Regions from separate parts of the Mus musculus genome. Here region 1 is linked to region 2. Evidence: chromatin loops called from intact Hi-C (ENCODE). Cell type or tissue: heart. All regions are shown on one strand. Links, peaks and the distances in the headings refer to the core of each region. The heading gives the core; the rest is flanking DNA. Region 1 overlaps Rps6ka5 (ribosomal protein S6 kinase, polypeptide 5). Region 2 holds the start of Dglucy (D-glutamate cyclase).

Region 1 (9,969 bases), core at 1,199-9,198, 150 kb after region 2:
TTATCACAGCAATAGGAAAAGAAATTAAGACACCTAAGAGTTATAGGGGTTTCGGTTTGTTTTATTTTGTTTTTTGGACACACTGTTGAATATAAATGACTTTTAGTGTCCAAAATGTTCAGAGAGGGATTGACAACCTCTGGAGCTGGAGTGGACCTCTGATGCCCGATGTGGGAGCTGGAAACTGAACTTGGGTCCTTTGTAAGGATGCTCTCAGGGGCTAGAGAGATGGCTCAGGGGTTAAGAGCACTGACTGCTCTTCCAGAGGTCCTGAGTTCGATTCCCCAGCAACAGACGGTGGCTCACAACCATCTGTAATGGGATCTGATGCCCTCTTCTGGTGTGTCTGAAGATAGCTACAGTGTGTCTGTATATCTTTAAGAAACAAAACAAAACTATAACATCTTTAAGCTGGGCGTGGTGGCGCACGCCTTTAATCCTAGCACTCAGGAGGCAGAGGCAGGCGGATTTCTGAGTTCGAGGCCAGCCTGGTCTATAAAGTGAGTTCCAGGACAGCCAGGGCTATAGAGAAACCCTGTCTCGAAAAAAAGAAAAAAAGAAAAAAAAAAAAAAGGACACTCTCTACTCTTAGCCACTGGGCCATCTTACCAACCACAGCAACTTAATAAAAATGGGCAGTATTTACTAAATTAATATGCAAATATCTTGTGACTCAGCAATGTAGTTTTAGGTATCTGAGCTACCAAATACCTGCCCAGCTAGATAAATAAAGTATATTTTGAGAACATTTCTTACTCTACATATTATAAGAATGGGAATGCAGGTTGTCTGTAAGCCAGAGAATTTTAGATTTCTTCCTCCAGAATCACAAAAGAGTGGGGGTGTGATAGGAATGTGGCAACTGTTTTTACAGTCGCTTTTTGATTGCTTTAGTATTTACTTGCCACCAGGCACCACTTTGGGTATTTTTCAGTATAGCAACTCATAGGCCTTTGCAGGCAGCCCTTAGGGATTGGATTAGGATTGAATAGGACCCCTCTTATCGCCTTTGTGATGCAGATGAAGTGACTTGAGTGAGATGGCTGACCTCTAACGAGATAATGTGGCATCTGTGTGTCCAACTCCTGGGTTATTTTGGTGCATCAGGACAAGCACATTTATTTTAGTAACAGATTGTGGAAAACAACTGCAATGTCTATTTTTGTTACTTTTCTTTATCTTTCCCAGTTTACCAGCCTTCTTACCCTGTCATCACACTTAGGCCACTCCATTGCTTAAAGAAGCTCACTCACTTTCATATACTTGAAACAGAACAATGCATGTTAAATAGAATTGTGGGTTTTTTTTTTTTTTGTCTCTGTGACAAATGACTGAATTCAAAAGGGAAAGTTTTTTTTTTTTTTGACTCATAATTTTACCCTATAGTTTGCCAACTCCGCTGTGTCTTGGCTTGTAGCAAGGCTTAACGCCATGGTGGAAGGGCATGCTAGAAAAATACTCTTCACTTACACCATCCAGGAAACATAACAGTAACAGGAAGGGGCCACAGCCAAGATATACCTGTCAAAGACCTGACCACAGCAACACATTTCCTCTAATCAGGCCCCACCCTGCACCATCTTTCTACAGTTTATTTGGATTTTTGAGTTTATCAATTGATTGTTAAACTGTTAATAATTAGACTGCATAGACATACGGGGTTGGGGGGGGGGCTTTAGTGCAATCTCAATTCAATCTTATTGCCAATCAGGAGTAACCATGACATACTCTTAACTCTATAGTCAGGTTTTCAGACTACTCTGACATCCTGTCTCCTCTCCTACCAATCTCCTGTTATTCTGCTGTCCTACCCGCACTGTAACCGAGCTAAATTATTTACCCACTCCTCTGTAAACATGCATTTTTTGTTTAAATTTTTTTCTGTTTGAAAACAATTTCGGCATTTCCTAACTGAAAGTGTCAGGTGCAATTCTTGATCTCCCCAGCCCTCGGCTAGCCCACTTTTTCTGGAGCTGTTTGACTTAAATGATTTGATGTCTGTAAAGTGCTTAGTGCCATCGCTGGCAGATAGTGATCCATCAGATTAACTATCAAAATAAAGTTGAGAAAAGTACAAGATGGAACTAGAACATCTTGTTGTGGTATAAAGAAGAAAGTGTAATGGGGGCAGAAGCAAAGCTTTCCCTTGTGGAATAATACTGACATAGAGAGGGAAAGAGAGTTATAAAATCATCACTCCACACTAAAATGAGTGGGTGGTAGTTTAGTGAGAAGCAGGATAGTTTTGCATAATCTCAGTTCATTTCTTCATGGTTTGCCAGTTGAGTACAAGGAAAAACATAGTAACTTTACAGTGGAGAAAACTGACAATCAACACTTCAATGACTAAATTAATGGCATGATCAAAATTAACTCTAGTGTTAGGAAAACTCATCTGTATTTCCCATGTGACCTAAGAAGATGGCGTCATCCATTGGCATTTGTTTGAGGAGTTTATTACTTTCATATGACCATGACAACATCATATAAAATCTACATTGAAGATTTGTGTACACTCAGGATGTATCCTCTTCAAAGATGTCAGGAGTAAGAAAAGAATGATGGAAGCATCCACACATGTCTTATGTAATTTCCAATGAGCTGTGTGATCTTGAGCTGGATTTTAGAGTGGAATAAAGTCACTACAAAGAATCCTGGGCAAATGACAAAATTTGAGCAGGAAGTCTAGATAAAGCAATGGTATTTTTATGATGTGGTTATGTGAGAGAATGTCTCTGGAAAGTTTTAGGAATAAAGAACAGTATTCTCAACTGGTTCAGGGGAGATATGATGTTAAAAGCAGAGAATTCTACAGCAAGTGAGCAAATGGAGGAGTGTTGGATTTTTATGGGGGTTCTTTTTACTGTTACAGTTTGATGTTGTACCATTAAGCTTGTTTTGTTTTGGTTTTGTTTGCTTGTTTCATTCTGTTTTTATAAGGCCATAGTTGAGACCCTGTATCCTAGGAGAAGCTTCAATCTTTCCTCATTTAGGAGCACTGTGTGGAGTAAAGGATTATTTTCTTAGTTTCTTAGACTAAAGGCAGAAACAGTTTGAGAGTACCCGCAGGCCCCATACTGTGCACCTGAAAACAGGATGCAAGTTTTCTAAAACCATGCTTCCCATGTTTGTAGCTTCCTGCTGTTTGGACTTCTCCAAAGCCATTAATAGTGTATCAGAAAGATGTATATATTGCAGTATCTATTATATCAGTATAATAGATTATACAGCATTTCTCAGAACTGGACATTCGATGTTTCTTGGTTGTAAACTATCTGAGATTCTAATCCCTGGTAAAAGCTTTGACTGTAGATCTTCTCTATTACCCATTTCTCATCTATCTGTTTGAACAGGTAGACAAATTAAAATGATAACATCTCAGGACAAGTTTAAGAGGTTTGCAAGTCTGCAAGCATTCTTGTAGGCAAAGCCAAGTCCTATTTGTTTCTTTCTCCAGGAACACACAGCTCTGTTTTCACTAGTCTAAGACACAAATTGCTGCCTTTGAATTTTCTACCCTAGAAATCTACCACTGATTATTGTACGTTAGCACAGCTTTAGGGGGAAAAATTAATCTGAGAATGATGGCACACACACCTATAATCATAGCACTTAGAAAGCTGAGTTAGGATGACTGTTAGGAATTCAAGGGTACCCTGAGCTACATAGTGAGTACCAAGCCAGCCAAGACTCCATAAAACAGATTTACACTAAGTGTTTACTATACATTTTTAATCCTACATAGAATCCCCATAGAATGTCTACTCTGGGGTTCTTTGACTGCAAATGAGCCTTCAGAAATTTAACTGGGACAAGCGGGTTCTCTGGAAAGTCAGTTGAGTCAGATGGTGTTTTGCTGGGGCAAATACAGTAAGGAGTATTTCCCTGAAGCGGACACAAGTGAAAGGATGTGTTCCTAAAGCAGACACATGAAAGAACATTTCGCTGAAGCAGTTTGAGAGCAAGGTGAAAGGCTAAGGCAGACTCATGAAGGAAGGTTTTGCAGAAGCAGACACAGGTGAAAGGATGTTCTGCTAAAGCAAGCACGTGAAAGGACACCTGATGGAGGAGTCTTTGCTAACAACACACATGTCATGTATTGGTCGGCCTTACATTGCATAGTTGAGCTGGGTTTGTCGGGACTCCATAGAGAGAAACATACCAAAAAACTTCTGGTGATGTGCTGCAGCTTCTTGCCGATTCTGTGGACTCGGGCTGATTGGCACAGTGATGTCAGCTGAGATAGACACACTTGGAGTTTTGCACATGCTGAGGCAAGACAGGTGGTAAGGCAAGAGCCTTGGAGGACTCGTGATGTCTGGAGGGTGTATGAATAGTACTCAACCGACTGTGAGAGAGGCTTGCTGGTAGAACTAGCTATGCAACACTTGTTGGTCTCAAGTCTTTGCTGATCTTTGCTTGCTGAGAGAGGCACAGCTGAGAACTTCTGATGTTCCTGGTGTCGGCTATGGTCTCTCCTGCTGACTTGGGCCGATTTGGCTGAGTCCTAGCTGGCTGCTGATTTGTGTTTGCTGAATCTTGACTCTGCCAAACTTGAATCACTGTGATTTATCCCTGTGAGCTGAGCTGCTGATTTCCTGACAACACAGATGGGGTTTGCTCCAAAGAACTATTTCTAAACAGGTCCACTTCCCCCATATCCTTTCTTTTCTACTACCTCTGTTGGGTAGTGGCCTAGAAGGGAGATTAAAGCATTTAAATGCCATCATTAAAAATAGGGTTTGACAGAAAGTCTCAGATGCCAGGAAAGCCTGAGGCTCCCAGAACTCCATGGGGATGACATTAGCTGAAATACCCCACAAAGGAGAGGGAGAACCTGTTGAGACCATATCCAGAAGTTAGGCATGGCCCCTCAGTTGAGGGATAGGGCTGCCCACACCCATCTCCAAAACTTTAACCTAGAATTGCTCCTGTCTAAAGGAAATATAGGGACAAAGAGTGGAGCAGAGACTGAAGGAAAGGCCATCCAAAGACTGGGGATCCATCCTACATGCAGACACCAAATCCAGACACTATTGCTGATGCCAAGATGTGCTTGCCGACAGGAGCCTGATGTAGTTGTCTCCTGAGAGGCTCTGCCAGATCCTGACCAGTACAGATGCAGATGCCCACAGCCAACCACTGGACTGAGCATGGGGACCCCGATGGAGGAGTTAGGGGAAGGAAGGAAGGAGCTGAAGGGCCTATCTGCCATCACTGGGAGGAGAGGCCCTTGGTCCTGTGAAGGCTTGATATCCCAGTGTAGAGGAATGCTAGGGTGGTGAGGCGAGAGTGGGTGGGTGGGTGGGTGGGGCGAACACTCATAGAAGCAGGGTAAGGAAGGATGGGATAGGGGGTTTACAGAGGGGAAACAAGGAAAGGGAATAACATTTGAAGTGTAAATAAATAAAATATCTAATTTAAAAAAAGAAGTAGATGGCAAGAAATAATCAAACTTGGGGCTGAATTCAATAAAATAAAAACAAAGGAACAATACAATTTGAAAAAATAGGGTTTGAAAAAAATTAAACTTACATAAGATAGTGAAGTTATGTGACCAAAATATGAAGATTACATGACCCTAAGTAATTTAAGTATTGCAAAGTAGCATAGCTGCTGTCAGGTAGTTTAGCTGAGAGTGATCAGCAAGGTCAGCATTCTGAGAAGGGAAGCAGGAGCAGAGCAGAGAGGGGAGAAGGGATCCCCAGGCAGCGAGTGGTACGGAGCAGTGTCTCTCAGCCTCCTCAGCTTTGTTCTCCACGTAGTCAGATGGATAACTCAGAGAAGTTTATTTAACCTCCACATTTCACTTACCTCTGACAATTACTGTATTTTCTCTAAGATTATAATATTACTTTAATAGTACTTTATAGTGTTGTGAGGATCAGATATTTCCTTCCTAAACAGAATCAGTATAAAATAAGTGCCCAGTGTCTATAGTTGCTATTCTTGGGCTAGTCTCAGAAGCAGTAAGTTAGGTGTTCAGGCCAGTCTCAGACACTGGATTGAGTTCCTTCCAGGAGCTTTTTCTTTGTCCCCAATATAGGGATTTAAGGTACGACTTCTGTGCAGGTATCGTAGCAATAGTGTGTACTGACAGTATCACTCAGTCCATGTTTGTTGTGATTTTATTTTGTTGTTGATTGTAATATAAACTAATAATTAAAGAGGCAAAAACTAAGACATCACATACTATTCCTACAGTGTTCATATAACAAGAAACTAAAACTAGCATTGGCTTTAACAAAACAAACAAACAAAAGACAACTCAGGCTTACAAATTGTGCCACAAGTCAGTACAGTACTTATGAAAAATTTTCATAGTTTTATCAGGAAAGTGACTGAGGGCAGACGAGCCAGCTTGGCTGAGAGTCCAGCAGGCAGATGGCCGTGTGTAACTCTGGTGGCCGTTCTTACTCAGCTCGAGTGTTCATTGCCTCTCCAATGTGAAATGGGATTTGTGGCCAGCTCAGCAAGTACATTGACCTAGCCAGTGCCGGGGCAGGCTTCCTTGAGCTAACGGGCTGAGAACCCTAAGCCGCTGAGGGCAGTGAGGACTGACTACTTGTGGTATCACTGACCATTTTGAAGTGGCAGGGCTGCAGTTGGCTTGCAGTACTTGGTGCAGATGCTGTTTCTGTTGTTGTTTTGAGATGAGACTTTTGTCTTTCTACCTCAAACTCACCTTGAGTAGGTTATTTAGGCAGGCCTTGGACTCAAGATACTCCTGCCTCAGCCTTCTGAGTGCCGAAGGACAAATATTTACCATTATACTGGGCTCAGTGCTCTCCTTTGAGAGAACTGAAGTTCACCTTGGTATAGTGCTATCACCAGACTCCTTTTCTGTCTGGTTTGTGGTTGCACTGCCAGGTGGGCATGCTTGAATTTTACTCGAGTCATCTGGTCTACTGAAGTGTGAAGGCTCCAGAGCCTCAGTTTCAGTATATCCTTGGTAGTCAGCTGCATACAAAGTGCTCCCTATTACAGTTCTGAAGCTCTGAAGCCCACCAGCTCAATTGTAATTACAGTTAAAGAGTACAATAGCTGTGCCAAACTTGGTCATTTAAGTAGATCGACCAAGTGCTCAGGAAAACGGCCTTGTGTGAGTGCTTGGGCCAGTATAGCATCCAGGTCCAGGAGTTGCCCTCCGACCTTCATATGTGTATGAAGCTATGTATGTGTGTATATATATATATAGCTTTAAAAATGACTTGGATTACAGTTGATAAAGGCTGTAGCCTTTTTATTATCTAATATCAAAGACGTATGTTTTAAATTACTACATTCATCTTTCTAAGTATTTCCCTCCAAAGGCCATCCCAGAGGTCAAAATGTAGTTGAGAGGTGACAGACAGGGCTAAGGAGTTAGAAATGGTGCTTTGGGGCCAGTAGAGGGGCTGTTGGTTATGGACGAGGAGAATTCTGCAAACAAGGGAATGAGTACTGGAGAAGTCACCCAGCTCCTTAAGGCAGAGATACTGAATGGAGATTCTAGTAACTCCTTGATTTGGGGGACAGAGAGTTTGGGATTAATTACTCTCAAGATGTTTGGACCTGGTAAACACAACAAAATTGTAGTTAGAATTCTAGAAAGAGCATGCTTTAGCAGTAACCATCACATCCAGGGCTGGAGCCATTGCTCAGCAGTTAAGAGCTATATTACAGTTGCAGAGGACCTTTATTCCATTCCAGAACTCAGGTTGAGTACCTCACAGCTACCTGGAATTCAGTTCCAGAGAAGTTTCTGGGTTCCATAGGCATCTGCACTCATGTGCATTCATGCATGTGTGTACTGTCCCCCATACCCCAAAATACAGAGAGGGAAGAGGGAGAGAAAGAGGAGGCATTGTATCTCATCCTTTTATTCTAGCACTCAGGATTCAGAGACAGACAGTTTTCTTTGAGTTCAAAGCTAGCCTGTTAGGGCTACATAGTGAAACAAACAAACAAACAAACAAATAAACAAATAAAAAAGATGGCAGTGAGGCATTCAAGGGCTGCACAAAAAGGGCAGAGTGATTAGATTTTGGAAAGGGCCTCGCAGTGTCATATTTACTTTGTGTTTTCACAGCAGAGCCAGCAGTTTTATATATTGAAACACCTAGATTGTAAAATAGAATAGTTACAAACTTACTGTTAATCCTGAGATTCATGAGAGAAAAAACAGTTCCACAATTTCGAGCCAAATTTGAAGGATGCTGTAATTAAACACTGGCCTGGTTGATGGACTTTGGCCAGGTCCACCCTTGTGTTCCCAGGGAATGGTTACAAGTCACATTTTGCAAGGGCATAAAAAGGCAAAACCCGCTTTTATCAGGAGCAAGTATCCATCCTAATATATTTTCCGCCGATGTACCTCCTGCCTAGATGTGGTCAAGCACATCTGGTGTAGATGTGTCAAACAGACTTTTTAAGGGAAGTAAAAATCTTGTGGCTTATTATTTCCCAAGAACTATAGCACCCAGCATTCCAAGAAGTTATCTATCCTTGGGCAATTGGGACTTATAGGTTAACTTTGGCTCTTACGTTACCCCACTACCACAGCCATAAACAAGGGCCTGAAAGCTGGCCTTGCCTATTAAAGGTAACTCATAAACTATCTCCAACTAAGTTTAGATATTAACCATTCTGACTGGATAGCCCCTATTTGCATGAAGTGCTTGGATGGAGACCTTTGCCATGAACTTGTCCAAAATTAAACTACTCTTTTTCTTTGGTCAGGGAGCTTGATTTGCTCTTGGTCAGTGTTGTGTCTCTCATCAGCTCTAGCTGACATTCCTGTAATGACTTCCCCCATATTCTTCTGGATCTAGTCTTGTCTTATGATTTCTGGATCTAGAACTTGGTAACTAACAGTGGTACATCCTGGCCTCTTGAATAAAATAAGAAACCATGAATTTATCCAGATATAACTAAAGAACTAAATGTTTAATGAGGCCTAGGGTAGCTATATACTTTAAAATTACCTTTCCAAAAGTGAGTGTTAATTATAAAGATGAAATGTGTGCTCTCTTTCTCTTGTAGTAGACAACTCAAAGAAAACTACCTTACTCAAATGATCAAAGTAAAACTCATTGAGAGTAGGATGCGTTGAAATCATGTACCAACCAAGAAGGTACTGCAAGATGAGCATGCCCCCAGAGGTGCACACCTGAGTATGATAATGGCCAGCCCTGTGTGAGGGACAGGGCCTACAAAGTGACACACTGTAACCTCAAGTGCCAAGGTTATGGAAACCAAGGAAAGAATGAGAATTTGTTGCATATTTGAGAAAATATGTTCCAAGTTGAACCTATTCACTATAGAAGATACTTATGGAACAACTTAAGTAAAAAATTTAGGCTTGTGGATTAGATTGTAATGATAAATTCATGTAAACTTCCTGATTTGTAAGTGGTTATGTTGTATGAAAGTGTATATTAATGATAAGACATCAGTTTGGTTGGTTGGTGGCTTAGCTGTTTTGTAAAAAGAGTTCTACATGCTGTACTTACAAGTCTTCTGTGTGTTAATAGTTGATTTAAAGTAAGCAACAAGGTCCAGTTCTATATATGAATATAAAGCAAGTATAAAGTGAAAACTAGAGTATACTTTTAAAAATATGACATACTTGGCTAATAAATTTAGTCAATAGAATAGAATGCTTTTTTACATTTTTTGCTGCTTAGAATTGTACCATGTTTAACAACTCTATGTTGTTTAAATGCTGTTTTCTGTTTTAACCGTATTGAACTATGCATGCAAAGTTGTCCATGTCAAAACCTCAAACAAGCCTTTTGTGTTTGTAGAGAAACAGACGTTATAATTCCATGCAAATACAAAACAAACTAGAAAAACAGCTATCCTGAGCATGCAGTGTCAGAAACATAGGTGAGCATGTTTGTAGCTTTCCACACTGTCAGAATTTATTGAACTGTAAATTCACATGCTATGTTTGTTTGTTGGCCGCGGTTTCCCTAGTATCCCAGA
Region 2 (9,969 bases), core at 1,143-9,142:
TGTACAACAATGAGAACAGAACACTGATAACATTCATCCCTTTATATATTTTTCACTGAGCCAAGTTAAGCTGTGACTTGACTTAACTGAAATCTAGGTGTAAGGATCGAGAGTGGACTCTAGAATTGCAAAGGTCAGACCCTCATTTCTGCCATTCCCGCCAACAGACAGGTAAGGCTGGTATGAGTCAGCTTTCTGTTACTGCAACAAATATCTGGGATCGATTCATTTATAATGAGAAAAGTTTATTTTGGTTCACAGTTTCAATTGTTTCAGAGTGGTCTTTTGGGCCTGAAGAGATGCAGAAAATCATGCCAGAGGGATCATAATGGAAGAAGCATGCATCTCACAGCTGTTGTGAAACAGAGAGAGGGAGAGAGAGGGAGGGAGGGAGGGGAGGGAGGGAGGGAGGGAGGGAGGGAGGGAGGGAAGGGAGGGAGGGAGGGAAGGAGAGAGAGGGAGGAAAGGAGGGAGGGAGGGAGAGAGAGAGAGAGAGAGAGAGAGAGAGAGAGAGAGAGAGAGAGAGAGAGAGAGAGAGAGTCCAAATATTCCCTCAACATCATTACCTTGTGACCAAGCTGTTAACCCATAGAACATTTTGGAATACTTATATAACCAGAGTGCCTGGCTTGTTGAACCATGTAAAGAATTACTGGTGAGATGAAGGAGAAGGTCCTCTCCATAACAAAGACCAAGATGGGTCCCCAGGCAACAGGATATCCCTTCTTCATCAGCCACCAAAGACCCAAGTTCACAAAGGATGATGTCTCTCTAATGAAGTTGTCCAAAGATCCAGAAAAAAACAAGTATAATTCAAATAGAGCCCAGTGCCACTGTTTCTGGGTTCTCTGGGTATAGAGGGCATAGGCTGGATAGTCATGGGCAGTCTGACCAGCCAATAGGCGCTAATCTAGCAGTGATGAGAACTGTTGGAACACGTCAAATACTGCAGCCAAGAGCTACATCTAGGTTTGATAAAGAAGAACTTGAGGGTGAAGCAGCCCTCCAGCAGGCAAGAAGCAGAGCCTGGGTGAGACTCAAGTCCAAGGGATACATCTATGGGGACATGGAGCAGAGACCACCGACTGTTCTCAACTTCCACTCTCCCCTTTCTTTTAGAAGGAAAACCCCTAAGCTACGATTTATTCAGACATCTTTAATTGGCACAGCTGGAGTCTACATTTCCCAGATTCTCGTGTGGTGATGCGTGCCCAGGTACTGGTCAATGGGATATGAGTGAAAGGACAGTCCACCTGATGAATTATATCACTCAGGAGGCTGTCACCTCCCTCCCCTCCCTGTCTTCCTACAGGCAGGAACAGAAGGGGGGGGGAATGTGAGGGAACTTTGAGAACAGGGAGCCAGAAGGTGGAGGAAGCACGCGCTCAGGATGGTCCAGTGGGCCAGAGTAGCTACCCTTCCCTGCACCGACCTTCTGCCCCTTAGCCATTAGGTGAAAGCAAACCATGTTCTAGCCCCTCTGAGGAAACCCATTTTAAGAACCATCAGTTACAGCTTATCCAGTGTCTGGCTAATACTGTCTTCCTCCAAAGTACTGATAAAATGAGAGCAGATTCGTATTTACTGAAAACTTACCACATGCCAGGAGTTGCTCTCAACACTTTACACGAACCGTCTCCTGTAACCCACACCTGCCTCCCAGATGAGAGCTTTGGTTCCATTTTGCATAAAAGGAGATACCGTACTCTAACTGATGGCACGCCATTTTTGGATGACCAAACCCGCAGTCTAACCCACGTATTCTGGAAGGAGATGCTATCCTCGTTCACTGTGTTTTAGAGACCTCTTGTACAGTTCCACGTGGTCAGGAAAACACGGTTCAGAGCCAGCAAGGCTGTTCTGCAGGTAAAGGCAGTTGCCAAGCAAGCCTGGCAACTTGGTTCAATCCCAGAATGTACACAAAGGTGGAAGGAGAAACCAACTCCACAAATGTGTCCTCTGCCTTCCGCAGGGCATTGTGGCACATGCATGCACACATACAATGATTTAAATTAAAAAAAAAAAAAAGTAAGAAAACATGGTTGGATTTTTCAGAGACCTGTGCCCGAATGGTAACCTCAAAGCTGCAAGTCATTTAGTGTCTCCACAAGTCAGTTTCCTTCAAGAGAGCCTCTGAGAGGAACCGAGCCACCGGCCTTCTGGAAGGATGAGAGAGATTTCCGAATGTTGAAGAACGCTTTAAAAGCTATAAAGTGAGGTACAAGTGATGAACTGCCTTAAGGCAGGCTGGAAAATCCTTAAAACCCAAATAACAAAATGCACTCTATTTTTTTTTTTAAATTGCAAATACCATCTAGCAATTTGGCAGATATCCTAGAAAGCCTGTAAAAATCTGTCAGGGAGAGGGGTACGTTTGGATTTCTACATCTGTCATCCTTTACTGAAGAAGGGAGATTGAATTGAAATAGACTGGATGCGTTCAGTCCTCTGTACCTGGTGTGGGCTTGCGGTGCACACCACATCCATACACACATACATACGCACACATGTGCACAGAGGTTTGTGGGACCGTGGGCCGTGCCAGGAAACTTGGTAAGGTTAAGTGGGTTGGAAGCCCTGGAACCCAGAGGGGTAGATAGGAGCTTTACTTGCTTCCTACCCCGCCCCTGTCACGTGACCATCCTCCCTCCTTAGTCAATAAGTTTTTCTTCCTGGATATCTCTGATTAACCTCCAGGAGGTGGAATGCACCCATTTTCCACAATGAACAACCAATACACAGTTTGGAACCAAGGACTGTCTCTTTCTTCAAGAACAGCTGTGGGGAGCACGGAGAAAACCTTTGTCTACAGAGCCTCATGGCTTAAGTGTCCCACAGAAGGCCCCTCTGCTCACCGCTAAGCACCACCACCGAACTAAGCTGGCGTTCCCCTTTCCCCGGCCCAGGACTCCTCAGCCCAAGGGCACAATTCTGTTCCCACTTCCCCTTGACCCAGCAGTGTCTAGATGTCCAGAAGTTTAGGAGCCCCTGGCCCTGTGGAGCCCCCGCCACACCTTCTGTTCCAGGCTCCTCTGCGTGGTTTCCAGTGGCGACTGGACACCCAGGAGTCAGGGAACTCCAGCTTTGGACTCCACATCTTAGGTTGTGTTTTCCCACCCCCTGAGCGATGTATCGGCGCGTCCCTCAAATCTAGCACCCAACAGTAGGTGTAGGGTAAATGCAGTCTTCAGTCTCCATGTTTCACCTGCCCAAGTGGTGTTCCCACGCCCTAGCAGCTGGGCAAAATGCGAAACCACAGAGGTTCTCGATTGAAAAGAATCCTTATTAGAAAGACCAGGAGGAGCAGCAATCTGCCATAGCCATGGGAATTCACCAAGTCTAGAAACAAGGGTGGCACAAGGAATTCAAAGGTTCCCAATTCAAGTGAGCAGGGGACTTTAGCTGCGTGTTGACACAGGAGTCCTATGTGACAGATCTTTCAGATATGCCCACGAACTTCCCCAGGGTTTCTTATTTACCCACACATATACATCACGCCAGGTCAAGGACCACCAGTTGAGCTCCTGGGATTCAGTCCCCATGACAAAAGGAACAGCTGAGTTTTTAAGGTTGTTCTTATATGAACTGCTATTGGAGGCTTGGTTCCCTGTAGGCAGTGTTTAGGGGCAGGACCTGTGGGAGGGAATTACATCCTGTGCGCTTGGACCTCAGCAGTGGGCTTTGGGAGGTGGTGGAAACCCCTGAAAGTTAGGCCTCTTTGGAGGAAGTTGGTACTTGGGGGTGGGCTAGGGATGGGCTGTTGTATTTCAGACCCGTCCTCGCTTGGCCCCGTTCTCGCTGAGACCCGTCCTCGCTTGGCTTTCCTGGCTGCTACGAGTTGAGCTGCTTCCCTCTCCCACCTGCTTCAGCCATGTTGAAAGATCCTGGAAACGGCCAGGTCAAAGGGCTATGGACTGGATGGATGGAACCTTTGACATCATAAGCCCAAATAAACTTTTCCTCCTTAACGTTGCTGCTCATGTCAAGGGTCTTGTTATATGAATGGGAAGCTAACACAAAAATTCTTTATCGGAATGTGTGCAAGCCCAGTCTAGCTTTCAGCTGGTTCTATCCTGCCTTGTCTTTCTGCCTCAGTTTCCCCCATCTGTTTAGTGGATGCTGCTTTCCTTCTGCTTCTTGCTCCTGGCTTTATTTCCCCCTCCTTTGACAGTGTTTAGCTACTTTGAAGGAACAACGCTCGCTCCTTCTGGACCAATCAGTGCCAACATGCTGCCTCCTGCCCTCCCTAGCACACATACATGTTCATGAAGTCAGGAAGATGGCTGTTAACGAACCCCTAGGTTAATCACACAGATAGGAAGAGACTTCCCAGAGTCACAGGGCTCTGCCTTCTGCACAGGTCAGAGGGTTTGTTCCCCCAGCCACCTATGACAAGAGAGCCTTGGCTCCCGCAGTGGGGACTGAAGCAAGCTCTCAATGTGAGTTTGCCTCACCTTCAGCAATCATCCCTCAAAAGCAGAGAGAGGCACCTCGAGCCCTGTGGTTATCTGGCCAACACCCCTAGGCCTGCATTGGCTTGGTCTGTCCTCCCCTCATGCCAGCCCTGAAGTCTCTGCCACTAGCTTCATTTCCTCCTCCCTAGCAGGTTGTGGCCCAAAGTTGGCAGCCACTCAAAGCCTATGATTTCAATTTCCCCTTCTTTGCTTTCTCATGATCTTGGGGTTCTCAAGGTCTGGAAGGTGTCCTGAAAGGCCATCCCAGGAGGGTAGAGAAGCAATTCCACAACTCATGGTCCCCAGTGTCATATGCAGAGATTTGACTTTCAAGGGGAGGCCCTGGTGGCTTCTAGCAGAAAGCCTGTTAACTGATTTTGGCTTATAGCCCCCTGGAGCAGTTTCCTCAAACGCTTGGGCTGGGATAGGGTAGGGTGGGGTGTGTGGATGTTGCCTAGGGCAGAGAACTATGCCGCGTTCACGTTCCCTGCTGACTTACTGTTGGTTTGAGATGTCTGGACTAGAGTCCACACACAATTCTTCCTTTTGTTTCCTCAGCCTTGCAGAGCGAGCTTCCTTCTGAAAGGCATAAAGCTCTCTTTCTTCAGCTCACAGGGGCTTCTGGGGCTGCCTGTCGCCACCGCCACTGCCACCAGCTTGCTCTGCCCGGCTCAGTCTCTGATCTACATGCCTGGGCACAGCCCCAGGCACCACTGGCTGCTACAGCTCTGCTACCCTGCAGCCAATGCTCTCAAGGCCTGTACTGGGGTGGAGACTTCCATGGCAGGATGCCAGTCCTGGTTCTTAAAGTCACAGAGCCCTCTAAGGTTACTTCCCTTTGCGGGAGTTTCTTGCTTTCCCCGGGCAGCAAGGAAGCATGACACAAAGGCATGGCCATGATGATTGGAAAACCTGCTGCAGCAGGGTGGAAGTCCCAAAAATTCTAATGTCACAGACCTAGGAACTCACGTAAGCCCTGAGGAGTTTCACAACTACCCTGGTAATTCCCGTGTGAAGCCAGACTGGGATTGCTGTCTGTGCTGTCCAAATGTCAGACTGCACTGGGTCATTTGAGGTACAGGCGAAAATGCAGGTGTTGACCCGAGCGAGAGTCAGGCTCTTGCAGATCAATGGCTGCTAGCCCTGGGGCTGTGCTGGGTTAGGCAGGGTAAGTTGCTCTCCAGCATTCAATGTTCCCTGGACTCATCTGAGATAATAGGAACGCAACACTAGGCCAGTCTCTAGCACTCAGACTATGCTTGAAAGACACGGGCAGGCCTGTGGGGGTTTTTCCTCCCTTGGTCTGAATGCTTCCTCTGAGGAAGAGCAGGTTCTGCTTTCTCTTGCCTCAAAGCTTTCAGGACTTCCCTTCAGAGCCAGCCTTAATCCCAACCACACAAGGTTCTAAAGCAGATGGTGCCAGCCAGTCTCTGTGGTTTCACCTTCCCTACCGCTCCCGAGCCTCATACCCCAACCCCAGCACAAACCACACACGTAAGCACAGTGCAGGTCCTTTTGGTGCCAGCCTTGGCATGTCTCTTCTTGGGTCACTTTTCTAATTCTTTTTCTCCAGTTGGTTAACTTCTCCCCCTCCTGGAGGAATTGGGATGGGTGTGCCTTGCCCTTTGTTATAAGACAGAGAGAAGACACCATCTGCACCCCACGACCACCACCAAAACCAAAAACCCAGACTTCCACAGGATACTTGAATCCACTGGCACCTTGATCTTACTTAGCCTTCCCAGTCTTGACTTGTGAGAAATAAATTTCTGCTCTCTACAAGCCATCCAGCTTGTGGTATTTTGTCATAGCAACCTGAATAAATGGAGACAAAGACATTGTGCTGAGTGAAATAAGGAGAATGTCTTAGTTAGGGTTTTACTGTGAACAGATACCATGACCAAGGCAGCTCTAATAAAGGACAACATTTAATTGAGGCTGGCTTACAGGTTCAGTCATTATCATTAAGGCAGGAGTATAGAACCATCCAGGCAGGCATGGTACAGGAGGAGCTGAGAGTTCTACATCTTCGTCCGAAGGCTTCTAGGAGAAGACTGGCTTCCAAGCAGCTAGGATGAGGGTGTTAAAGCCCAGGCCTACAATGACACACTTCCTCTAATAAGGTCACAACCCCTCCAACGAGGCCACACCTCCAAATAGTGCCACTCCCTAGACCAAGCATACTCAAACCACCACAGAGGAGTCCATAATTCTACCTGTAATAAGGTACCTAAATCAGCCAAGGTCATCACTGGGACAAAAAGTAAACCAGTAGATAGGAAGGTGTGGAGGAGTTACCGTTTAATGGGTCCAGACTTCAGTATAGGATAATGAAAAGGTTCTGGAGCTGGACACAGTGACAATGGTTATGAAACACTGTGGATGTAACTCAGGCAATCAAGCTGCCATCATACAATAGCTTATTAGATATCTAAATTTTAAGGACACGCCTAACCTGTACCCCTCAGGAGGTGATGGTTTGCAGACGGCAAATGTCCAAGGCCTGAGGCATGTGTCCTTTCCACTTTTCTAGAGGCTTAAGGATGAGACTCGGAACTCCAGAAAGTAAGACTGTGTGGTTGACCAGAGATGCAAAGAATGCCAAATATTTACAGATGGATTCTTTGGCGGATGTGACGATGTAGGCAAAAGTTCTAAGGGGGAGAAATATCTCAACACTCAGTGTCAGAGTACACTCTGTAGGGAGAGCAATTGCCTACATCAGAGGAATGTAAAGGTACAGTCAGTTTACCTAGAAGTCTCCTTGCAAAAAATTGAGTAGCATTAAAATCTGGTAACAATCGCATGCTCACTATTGTAAGGTTAGGTGATTAGAAGGGGTCAATGGGAGATAGAAGTAAGAATTCAAGACTTTTTTTTCCCCCTCAAACCTAATTAGACAGGAAGATTCTAGACGCCATCATGCCTTTATTTTCCTCCAAATTCCTATGTTGAGACACCAACCTTCCATGCAATGGAATTTGAGGAAGCACTTAGGGCTAGATGGGCTCCTGAGCATGGGTCCTTCTGTGATGGTGTTAGTGCCTTTGTCAGGAAAGATACCAGAGAGCTTCCCTTCTTAACCACATGAACACCATCCACATACCACCACCACCACCACCACCAATCACAGCCTGATAGCCACTATATACTCTGATCTTCCTCTGTCTCAGGGCTTTCCCAACCAGCAGTCAATACCTCCCAGTGACAGCGCAACCCTAGGGCCAAAGCAGAGAGCAGGGCAGGGCTTCCTGTACCCACTCTGTAAACCTTCCTGCTTTTCCAGTGCCTGATGGCACCTGCCAGGCACTCTCCCCTGTGGGCTAGGCTCATTTCCCTCAGACTTGTAGAAAGGCTAAGCAGTCTGTCTCCAGTCTTGTGAATCCAGCCACTCTTGAGTCTCTTCAGGTGTCAGAGCCAAGGAGATAATGGTTCCTGCTGGAACAGGGTCCACGTGACGGGAGATATATGTGTGTTTGTACAAGTGTGCTTATGTGCAAGGGACCCAGGGTTTGCCATTTTCCAAAGTTCATTTCTTAGCCACAAATAATGCCCACTGGCACGGTAGCGCTTCCTGTTTTTCACAAATTAGTCATAGTAAAAACAGAAGGAGGCAAAGCCAGGCGGTTACTGAGTCTGTTTGCCTGTGGGGAATGCTGAGTTCCTCATGGTGTAGGGCAGGCAGAGGAGACCTGAGGAAGGCAGGGGTAGCCAGCTTCCTTCTGCACCCGCTGCTGGCCCCGTGCCTCAGGCTCAGCCTGTTCAGTGAATTTCCTGACTGCCCTTTGCTCTCTGCCTTCTTCCCACCTCTCCACTGCCTCCACGCCACTCATCCCCAAATGGTGTCCTGCTTATATCATTTATTTGCTCCAGAACCTCCAATGGTCTTTGTACTGACCAAAGAGTCAAGTCTAAAGACTGAACCAGGCCTTTCTCTGGGGACTCTGACCATGCCCATACCAGCTCTGCTTCACAGGGCCAAGAGGGCACTAAACAGTTCAGTAACCATACATGATAAGACCAAGTTTTAAAAAGCCAAAGTTCATACAAAAAGCTCCATGGTGACAAAATTGTAACTATGGACAGAGGTGTCCCCACGTCACATTCTGTTCTTCTGTTCTCTTCACAGAGCTTCCTGGCTGGGCCAGCTTGGACCTCCTTCTCAGGTGGTACCACCTCATCTCAGAAAACTCTCTGTGCCTCTGCTCACACAGACCTTTCTGTCTTTTGGCTCCATTCATTTCTTAAACCTTCCTTGCCATCATCTGCTGTCTGGGTTCTAGTTCATGTTGTCCTTTGAGAACTTTCAAACTCCTTTAGCAGTGGCAGCTGAGAGGGTTGGGGTGTAACTCAGTAGCAGAGTAGATGATTAGCCTGCTTGAAACCTTGGGCTTGATTCCCAGCACAGCAAGGGAGAAAAAGGAAAGGTGGGAGGGAGGGAGGGAGGGAGGGAGGGAGGGAGGGAGGGAGGGAGAGAGAGAGAGAGAGAGAGAGAGAGAGAATATTCTAGGAAGGACAGATGTCTAGGCTGGTATGTAGCTCATGAGTGGATGCTTGCCTAGCATGCATGAAGTCCTAGACTTGATTCTCACCACCACATAAGCATGTCTGGTGCTGTATACATGTAATCCTAGCACCAGGAGGTAGAGGCAGGAGGATCAGATGTTCAAAGTCATCCTTTGCTACACTGGGAGCTTGAGGGCAGTATGGGTTATATGAGATCTTGTCTCAAAATAAATGAACAAACTATATCAGATGCGTACTTCCTGACCAAGGCCTGTCCTGGCCTCCCTGTGAGGTCACTCCCTGGTCTCTGTTTCCCTGGCCCCAAGGGGACCTCTCTCGTCTTGCTTCAGTTTCTGGCAACACTTACCATCAACAGAGGCGTATGCCTATGTCTTTCTTTCCATCTGTTGCCTGATTCTTCAACTGGAATCTGAGCTTCCAGAGCAAGGCGTTTCCTGTGTTTTCACGGCTGAACTCCAGAGCACGCCACAGAGCCTGGTGTGTGACACGGACTCAGGAAACCATCATCAAACTGAAGTTCTTCAAGCCAATTCTTAGGTATGCTCTCCATCTAGAAAAGGGCAAATGAAGGACCAGGGAGATGACTCCGAAAGTAAAGGCATTGCCACCAAGCCTGCCAACCTGAGTTTGATCCCAGGATACCAGATAATGAAAGAAGAGAATCCAGCCTCTACACATGTACCCTGGTACATGTGTGTGCACACACATACATGCATACATACATGCTAAATAAGCAAAATAAATGTAAGTAAAATAGTTTAAAAATAAATTATGTTTGCGGTGAGCCTGAAATGATTTATATGCCCAAAGGCGTGCAACTACTTAGACTGCCAAAGGAAGCAATTTGTTGGTTTTATATTTTGAGATAAGTTCTCACTATGTAGCCCTCAGCTAATCTGCACCTCACTGTGTAGGACAGGCTGGCCTTGAACTAGAGATCTTCTTGCCTCTGCTTCACTATTGATGATATTAAAGATTTGTGCCACCA

What was found. Peaks named below come from ENCODE experiments on the same cell type or tissue, not always from the same donor. Only the 100,000 strongest peaks of a DNase experiment are listed, where the experiment ranks them.
Region 1: a loop joins it to region 2, with 1.9 times the contacts of the local background. A loop is called at or near these places in 2 of 42 quality-filtered maps.

Annotation. Positions count from the first base shown.
Region 1 is chr12:100,627,979-100,637,947 of GRCm38, reverse strand. All of the region lies in intron 3 of Rps6ka5 (ribosomal protein S6 kinase, polypeptide 5), which reads left to right. Among named protein-coding and RNA genes, the nearest start is that of Rps6ka5, 92 kb to the left of the region's middle. In heart, for the core only: no CTCF peak of the experiment used is centred there; no DNase peak of the experiment used is centred there.
Region 2 is chr12:100,774,295-100,784,263 of GRCm38, reverse strand. It overlaps Dglucy (D-glutamate cyclase), which reads right to left and starts at 5,207. Exons shown (of 13, transcript NM_145448.5): 1 at 4,954-5,207. Gm40558 (a long non-coding RNA gene) reads right to left here. Exons shown (of 3, transcript XR_872933.1): 2 at 9,328-9,531; 3 at 6,519-6,550. In heart, for the core only: no CTCF peak of the experiment used is centred there; DNase peaks (open chromatin) are centred at 4,683, 5,203 and 8,073; H3K27ac peaks cover 1,375 bases.